2 separate regions of the Mus musculus genome follow, and region 2 is linked to region 1. A link is a contact called in ENCODE Hi-C or POLR2A ChIA-PET data. All regions are on one chromosome and are shown on one strand. The core of a region is the stretch at or near the end of the contact, and the rest is flanking DNA. Distances in the headings are between cores, read along the strand shown. Region 1 holds the start of Pip4p1 (phosphatidylinositol-4,5-bisphosphate 4-phosphatase 1). Region 2 has its middle 21 kb from the start of Pnp2.

Region 1 (3,725 bases), core at 568-3,067:
ATAAAAGATAATTTTCATTTCAGCAATGGAGGTATTTAGATCAGTTGTGGATCACTGTAGTGGCCTCCATCTGCTCTGAGGAAAGGCTGCTTCTTTAATGGTGTATTTGAGAGAGAGAGAGAGTGTGTGTGTGTGTGAGGGGGGGGAGCAGGCAGACGTGTGGATACATATATATAGGTATTTATTTAGAATGCTGTTCAGAATTTTAGTGTTTTAGGAGGGCAGCAGCAGTGGGTTTTCTCCTAGGGCCCATGACGTCACCAGCCACAGTAGTTGACAAGGTTGACAGAAGCACACCATCCCAGGCCTAAAGTCCAGCAGGTTACCCTTGAGATGAAGTGCCACACTATTGAACCCACTCTTGCTGGGCTGGCCATTGTGATTTGTAGGGGGTTTTAGTTGCTTTTCTCCCATGGCAGCTTCCGTAGACAGCACTTGCACACATGCTTTGAGAGGGGCTTTCAGGTTGGTTCCAACCTTAACCCTTGTAGAGACACTTGTAGAATTAATTATAATTTTACAGCTATGCTTAGAGGCAAATGCCTGTATTCTCAATTACCCGGGAGGTTTGCGAAGAATCACCAAATTCCAAGCCAGGATCTTGTCTCAAAACTAAAGACTGTGGATGTAGCAGTGGTAGTACAGCACATTTTCAGAATTAAAAAAAAATTATTATTATTATCTTTTTTAGGCGCTGAAAGGGAACCTAGGGCTTCCAGCATGGTTACCATTAAGTTCACCAGATAGCATCACCATAACCATCCTACAGGAACAGTCTCTCATTTCCGTTTGTGAGTCAAATCGGACTCAAACTCATGATCCTCTTGCTTTAGCCAGCCTCAGACTCAGCATGCGCACTAGGCTTTTAGACAGTCTTCATATAGCTCAGGCTGGTCTCAAACTCTTAGCCAAACCCGAATGTCTGATCCTCCTGTCTCCATCTTCCATAGTCTGGGATTACAGCCCTACACTGTGACCTTCTGTTTTTTTAACTTTGGACGTTTTTATTTTATATATATGTGTGTGTGCCCACGCACTTAAGCCACGTGTATGTAGCTGCCGGGTGCACAATCTCCAGGAGGTAGAGTTACAGGTAGCATCGGCCCTAGGACTCAAACTAGGCTCCTTTGAAAGAGCAGAAAGTTCCCTTAACCGCTAACGCATCTTCCCAGTGCCCCGCCCTCTTGTATTCTGATCCTCCTTGTGTAGTTCAGTGTTTCTCTCCGCTACCCTGGAATTCCCTTTCCTAACTCATCTCCCCAAGTGTTGCATTTACAGGCATACGCAACCACATCACCACTACTCGGGGGCCTTGTGCCAAGTCAGACAAGCGTGCTAAGCCCTCAAGCTCCCGGTGGCTTTTCGATTCTTGTCCAGGTTTTAGGGCGGTTCCCGCGGCCCAGGATACCAGCCCTGCCAGCCAGAAGGCAGCCGCCCTCACGTTCTGGCGCTAAATTTGGGCCAATAGGGTTACGTCCCACGGGAGACTTGGGCCCAATGAGGAGCGACTCACGCGACAGGCTGCGCACGTGACGCGTGCGGGGCAGCCGCCCACCTGGGCCGGAGGTAGCGCGACCGCCCCACTTCCAATCGCTCGCACAACTTCGAGTCACGTGCAGTGTTTACGGACTCAGCAGCTACGGGAAGACCATGTGACAGTGACGTGACACGTCTCTCTCCAATGGAGAAGGGACGCTCCCTTACAAACCGGGAACTGTTTCAGGTCCACGAATGACAGCGCAGAGGGGCGGGGCCAGCCTGTCACGTGAGCGGGGCGGCACTGGCTGCGGGCGAACGCGGCGCGCAGGCGCCTTAGGGACCCGGTAGCGACGGCGGCGGCGGCGGTGGCAGCGGCGGCGGGAGCTGGTCGCTGACCGAGCGGGAGTCGCCATGGCGGCAGACGGAGAGCGCTCCCCGCTGCTCTCCGAGGCCGGCGATGGCGGCGCTGGTGGCAACGGCTTAGCGGGCCCGGGCGGGAGCGCGACCGGGCCCGGTGGAGGCCTGACGCCCTCCGCACCTCCGTACGGAGCCGGTAAACATGCCCCGCCCCAGGGTAAGCCGGAGGTCTGAGGTGCACGCAGGCCTAGGGGCGGATCGGGTCAGGGGGCGGAGCCTGCTTCCGCGCCAGGTGTGGCCCCGTGGCACCTGTCACGGGGCGAGGCATCCTCGGTCCGCAATCACTGCCTAAGCCTGGCCTGAAAGCGGGTTTTGAGGAAACTGATCTGAGCGCTTTTTTTGTGAGCAGCGGATCGAGCTTACTCAGAGGGTTCCCCACGTCCGTGGAGCATCCGTGGGAAGTGTTCGAATGATGATTTTGGGTTTATCTGCTTCCTCTTCGTAGCATTTCCCCCGTTCCCTGAGGGACATCCAGCCGTGTTGCCTGGAGAGGACCCACCCCCCTACTCACCCTTGACTAGCCCGGATAGTGGGAGTGCCCCCATGATTACCTGTCGCGTCTGTCAGTCTCCGATCAACGTGGAAGGCAAGATGCATCAGCATGTAGTCAAATGTGGTGTCTGCAACGAAGCCACTGTGAGTTATAACTATCTGCAGAATGGGCCTTGTTTCCTGGATCCTCTTTCTGGTTCAACACCCTGTTCATGAAACTTTCAGTTCCTGCATCTTGCAGCAGCCATTTCTTTAGAAGCCACTCACTAAAAATAACGTTCACCAAGCTCTCACTTTTTGATCTTTCCTGGACCTGAAGTGTAGTTCTCACTGGCAGTTGTTGCAGTTGCTTTTGATTTTTGTATTTTGGGGTTCTCTGCTTTTCTGAGACGATCTCACAATGACCCGGGTTCCCATCAGACTCTGCAATCTTCCTGCCCCAGTCTCACAGGCACACTCTACTCTGCTGGCAACATTTGTATATCTCAAATGTCTGATTCTCTTTCTCAGTAATGTCCTTGCAGAGGACTGGGATAATGGGCTTCTCTGCTGAAATGCCCATTGTTCCTTTATTCATTGTTCTCTAGCCCATCAAGAATGCACCTCCAGGAAAGAAGTATGTCCGATGCCCCTGTAATTGTCTCCTTATCTGCAAAGTGACTTCTCAGCGGATTGCCTGCCCTCGGCCCTACTGGTAAGAGACCTAAGAAGAGAAGGCCATATGTAAGGAAAGTTGTAAAGCAATAGGGAAACAAACAAACAAAAAAACAAACAAAAATCTAGAGCTGGGCAAGGTGGTGCATGCCTGTGTTCAATCCCAGCACCTGAGAAGTGGAGGCAGGAAGGCCTGTGTAGTAGCACCTTGAATGTCTAGTCATCCTGCCTACACCTCCTAAGTGCTGGGATGCAGTGTGTCATCAGATCCAAATAGAACTAAGAATTTTAAAAACATACTTTTCCCCCTGTATAGCAAAAGAATCATCAACCTAGGGCCTGTGCATCCAGGACCTCTGAGTCCAGAGCCACAGCCAATGGGTGTCAGGGTCATCTGTGGACATTGCAAGAACACGTTTCTGGTGAGGAGGGATATTGGGAAACCCTGGAGGAGGCAAGTACTAGGAATAGTAGTAAATCCTGAAAAGAATTTCCTCCTCCCCCCTGCTTTCGGGTTCTCATGGAGGAGAGCCTTCTTTCTATGGCTGTTCTTCTTTTTCCATAGTGGACAGAATTCACAGACCGAACCTTGGCACGATGCCCTCACTGCAGAAAAGTGTAAGTGGTTAGGGATTGTACTGGTGACTGGGTGGTGGGTGGCATAAAATCAACAGGGCTATTCC
Region 2 (3,663 bases), core at 564-3,063, 46 kb before region 1:
GATTGGGATCTCAAGAGAGATGTGGCCAAGAAGCTAGAGAAGCTAGAAAAGCGGACCCAGAGAACCATTGCAGAGCTGATCTGTGAGCGGCTAAAAGGCCAAGAGGACAGCCTGGCCTCTGCAGTGGACGCCACCACCGGACAAGAGGCTTGTAACTCTGACTGACAAGTTCTCCGTGTCCCATCTGATCTGTTCAGCACACACATCCTGTGGGAAGATGGTCTCAGGCAGGGAGGGGGTTAGGCTGGCCAGTACTTCTGGGTCTTGAGAACTGAGCCAACCTACTGAGTCTCAGTTTCTGTTGGTGTGACCTGTTCATCGCCCAAGGGTGCCCACCACCCCGAGTGGCTCAAAGCTGGGATCTGTACATATGTATGCAAACTGAGCTTTTTTCAACTTCTGCAAATAAACCTCTATTTAGTAGGAAAAAAAAAAACACATTGGTGGGACAGCAGAGAGATAGGCACAAAGAGATGAGAGAAGCTTTCCTGTGAACACAAGATCTATCTGATGACATTCTTAGCTTTTTTTTTTTTTAAGATTTATTTATTTTCTATATGAGTACATTTTGTGTCTTCAGACACACCAGAAGAGTGCATCAGATCCTATTACAGGTGGCTGTGAGCCACCATGTGGTTGCTGGGAATTGAACTCAGGACTTCTGGAAGAGCAGTCAGTGTTCGCTCTTAACTGCTGAGCAATCTTTCCACCCACATTCTTAGCTTTTGGGTTGGTGGAAGCTAGTGGTCTGCTAAGTTAATAGAGTTCTAAAGTTGTTTTTTTTTTTTTTGCTAGTTGCAACATGTCATTAGTTCAGACAGAGGTGGGTAAGGAATGCTGTTCTGGAGGTTGGGGTGGTAGCTAGAACTTAGCCCAAGCTAAGGTAATGAGCCCCCTGGACCTGCAACATTCTGATCTCTCTACAGTTCTAATCGGTCAATCAGTTTGCAGGCTTGGCGTCTTTTCATGAGTTTTCAGTACAGTCCTGGGAGAAGTGAAAGAGGCTTATGTTGGAGAGGAGAGATGGAGACTGGTGCCCGAGTACCCTTGATTCAGAGTTCAGAGGGCATAAAGAGGAAGATGATGAAGGCAAAGTTTAATCAGGAAAATATATAATGGTTGATCCATGCCCCACATGGTAGTGCATGCCTTTAATTCCAACAGCTTAGGCCTTGTCTGAAAGAGAGAGAGAGAGAGAGAGAGAAGAAGAAGAAGAAGGAGGAGGAGGAGGAGGAGGAGGAGGAGGAGGAGGAGGAGGAGGAAAGGAGAAGACAAGAAAAAAGAGAAAAGTGTTGGTTCATGTACAATGGGGGAAATTGGGATCTTTGAGAATGGCAGAGACCCCAGTGACTTCTCCTTATCTCACCAGCTCCAAGAGTAAAATTCACTGTTGTCTGTGAGGCAAGTTTAGAAAGGAATTTTATCATAAGATTTTACAGACAAGAACTTAAGAGAAGTAAAGATGGCACAGCGCCTATCCAAGAGAAGCCAGTTCCTCGAAAGCTAACAGGACCGTTTTTACAGGAGTGATGGCAGAAACAGGGTGAGGTACAGAAGCAGCTCATCGGGACAGCTGACACACCAGCAAGGTGTCCAGGAGCCTCTCCGTTTCAGTCAGATCCTCACAAATAGTTTCCAGGCTGAGGGGGAGGGGGTGGGGTAGGAGACCGGAGGCAGGGGCCTTTTGTGCTCACTTCTGTTGTGTAAAAGGCAAAGAGGAGGATAACAAGAAATCAGACACGGGACTAGGGCGCTCTCTTCTGGAATGCTTTGCCTCTAAGACATAACTAAGTACACTTCTGATCTCTGGACAAGTTTAAGAATCAGAACTGCTTGATTTCAGAGTTCCTTCCTGAAAACTGTCCGGCCAGTTTGTACCATCCCCTTGGGCTCGTTTGCATAGCACAGGCTTTCCGCACACAGTTCGACTTACAACTTTATGCATTGTGCCTCTCATACGAGCAGTATCAGGGCCAGAGGTACAGCTCCACACTGTCACACAGCAGCCTGAGAAGCTTTCTTAATCTTTTAGGGGTCTTGAGCAAAACTGGATCCTTGGTTCAAAGAGATGGTGGGGCAGAATTTAGGACGAGTCAGTATGAAAGGGGCTGTTATTTCAAATGGAGGGAGGGGAGCAGTCAGAGGAAGAGTCCTTAGGCATGATGAGAGCGTGGACATGCGCTTCTCAAATAAGTTGCAGTCTAGTAAACGATGTTTTAAATCTCAGATTCTAAACGTGGATGTTGAGAGAAAGCAACATGCCTGGGGAAACAATAAGGTATTCTCAAGTGTGGGCAGGAGCGTCTCAAGGGAGAGCTGCCATAAATGTCTTAGCAGTGACTATGTGTGCCATTTTGGTGGCTTTCAAATGACATCTGAAAAGGCTGCTAGGATTTTTTTTCTCCCCTTCGTACTTTGTGTGCACATATGCACGTGTGTGATTTTATTTTATGTTTATGGGTATTTTGTACGTCTATACAACAAGAACTTGCCTGGTGCCTCCAGAAGCCAGGAAAGAGCGCTGATTGGATTCCCTAGAACTGGACTGTTGTGAACCACCATGGAGGAGCTGGAACCCAAACCCTTATTCTCTGGAGGAGCAGCCACTACTCTTGATGTTGTTTGTTTGGCTGCTTGTTTGTGTTGGTTTGTTGTTTTTGTTGGTGGTGGTGGTGTGTGTTTGTTTTTTGAGACAGGGTTTCTCTGTGTAGCCCTGGCTGTCCTGGAACTTGCTCTATAGACCAGGCTGGCCTTGAATTCAGAGATCCACCTGCTTGTGCCTCCTGATGCTGGGATTAAAGGCTTGCACTGCCACCACCACCAATATCCTTAATCAGTAAGCCGTCACTCTTCTATCCCTTACTTCTTTTTAATGAGTGGCTCCAGAGGGGTCACTAATGGAATAATAATCTGATAAAGCAAAGCCAGGAACCACTGGAGATGTATAAATGATTTGGAAGTGACTTTTATGAAGAATAGTATTCAGGGTAATATTCTTAGAAAATGTGGGTTTAAAGCTGGAAAAAGAGCAAGGCCTTAATAAATGTTCATTGTGTTGGAATTCTTTTGTAAATTTATTATTGTTGTTGTTGTTGTCCTGTGTACATTTTATGATTGCAGGTGTGTGTGTGTGTGTCATGGAACATATGAGATCAGAGGAAAACTTTCTCCAGTTGTTTCTTTCCTTCTACCATGAGGTGCAGAGATTGAACTTGGGTCCTTGTCTTAGTTCAGGTTGCCATTGCTTACAGCTTCAAAGGGTTAATCCATGACTTTAATAGTGGAGAGCATAGCAGCAGGCAGGGACAGCAGCAGGGAGGAAACAACAGCGGGTAGGGACTGCAGCAGATAAGGACAGCAACAGTTAGGGATAGAAGCAGGTAGGGACAGCTGCAGGCAGGGACAGCAGCAGGTAGGCAAGCACAGCGCTGGCGCGCAGTAGCTGAGCACTTATATCTGATCTGCAAGATGAAAACAGAGAGAAAGTGAACCTGGAGCTGTCAAGGACTTGTAAAACCTCAAAGCCCACCCTCAGTGACACACCACCTCCAGCAGGCCACACATCCTAATCCTTCCTAAATACTCCAACAACCGGGATCCAAGCATTCAAGTATCTGAACCTTAGACGTACAACAGTCTTAGAAAGAAAAAGAAAACAGAATA

The links. Hi-C counts contacts between places; a loop is a spot of excess contacts on that map. ChIA-PET counts read pairs that join two places held with the same protein, here RNA polymerase II (POLR2A).
Region 2: a map of heart shows a loop between it and region 1 (2.2-fold over the local background). The contact joins the enhancer-like site here to the promoter of Pip4p1 in region 1. A Hi-C loop is called at or near these places in 2 of 37 maps with a recorded cell type or tissue (Patski and heart). POLR2A ChIA-PET finds 5 or more read pairs at or near these places in 3 of 5 experiments (Patski and embryonic stem cell).

The regions. Positions count from the first base shown.
Region 1 is chr14:50,928,941-50,932,665 of GRCm38, reverse strand. It overlaps Pip4p1 (phosphatidylinositol-4,5-bisphosphate 4-phosphatase 1), which reads left to right and starts at 1,817. Exons shown (of 7, transcript NM_001033271.5): 1 at 1,817-2,053; 2 at 2,342-2,532; 3 at 2,976-3,082; 4 at 3,359-3,464; 5 at 3,608-3,660. The coding sequence starts at 1,891.
Region 2 is chr14:50,974,946-50,978,608 of GRCm38, reverse strand. It overlaps the pseudogene Gm8518. Among named protein-coding and RNA genes, the nearest start is that of Pnp2, 21 kb to the right of the region's middle. Within about 2 kb of position 1,813, at least 1 of the 3 ENCODE cell types and tissues checked has a DNase peak (open chromatin) inside an H3K27ac peak, as active enhancers do; it is heart, where a contact is called at or near this core.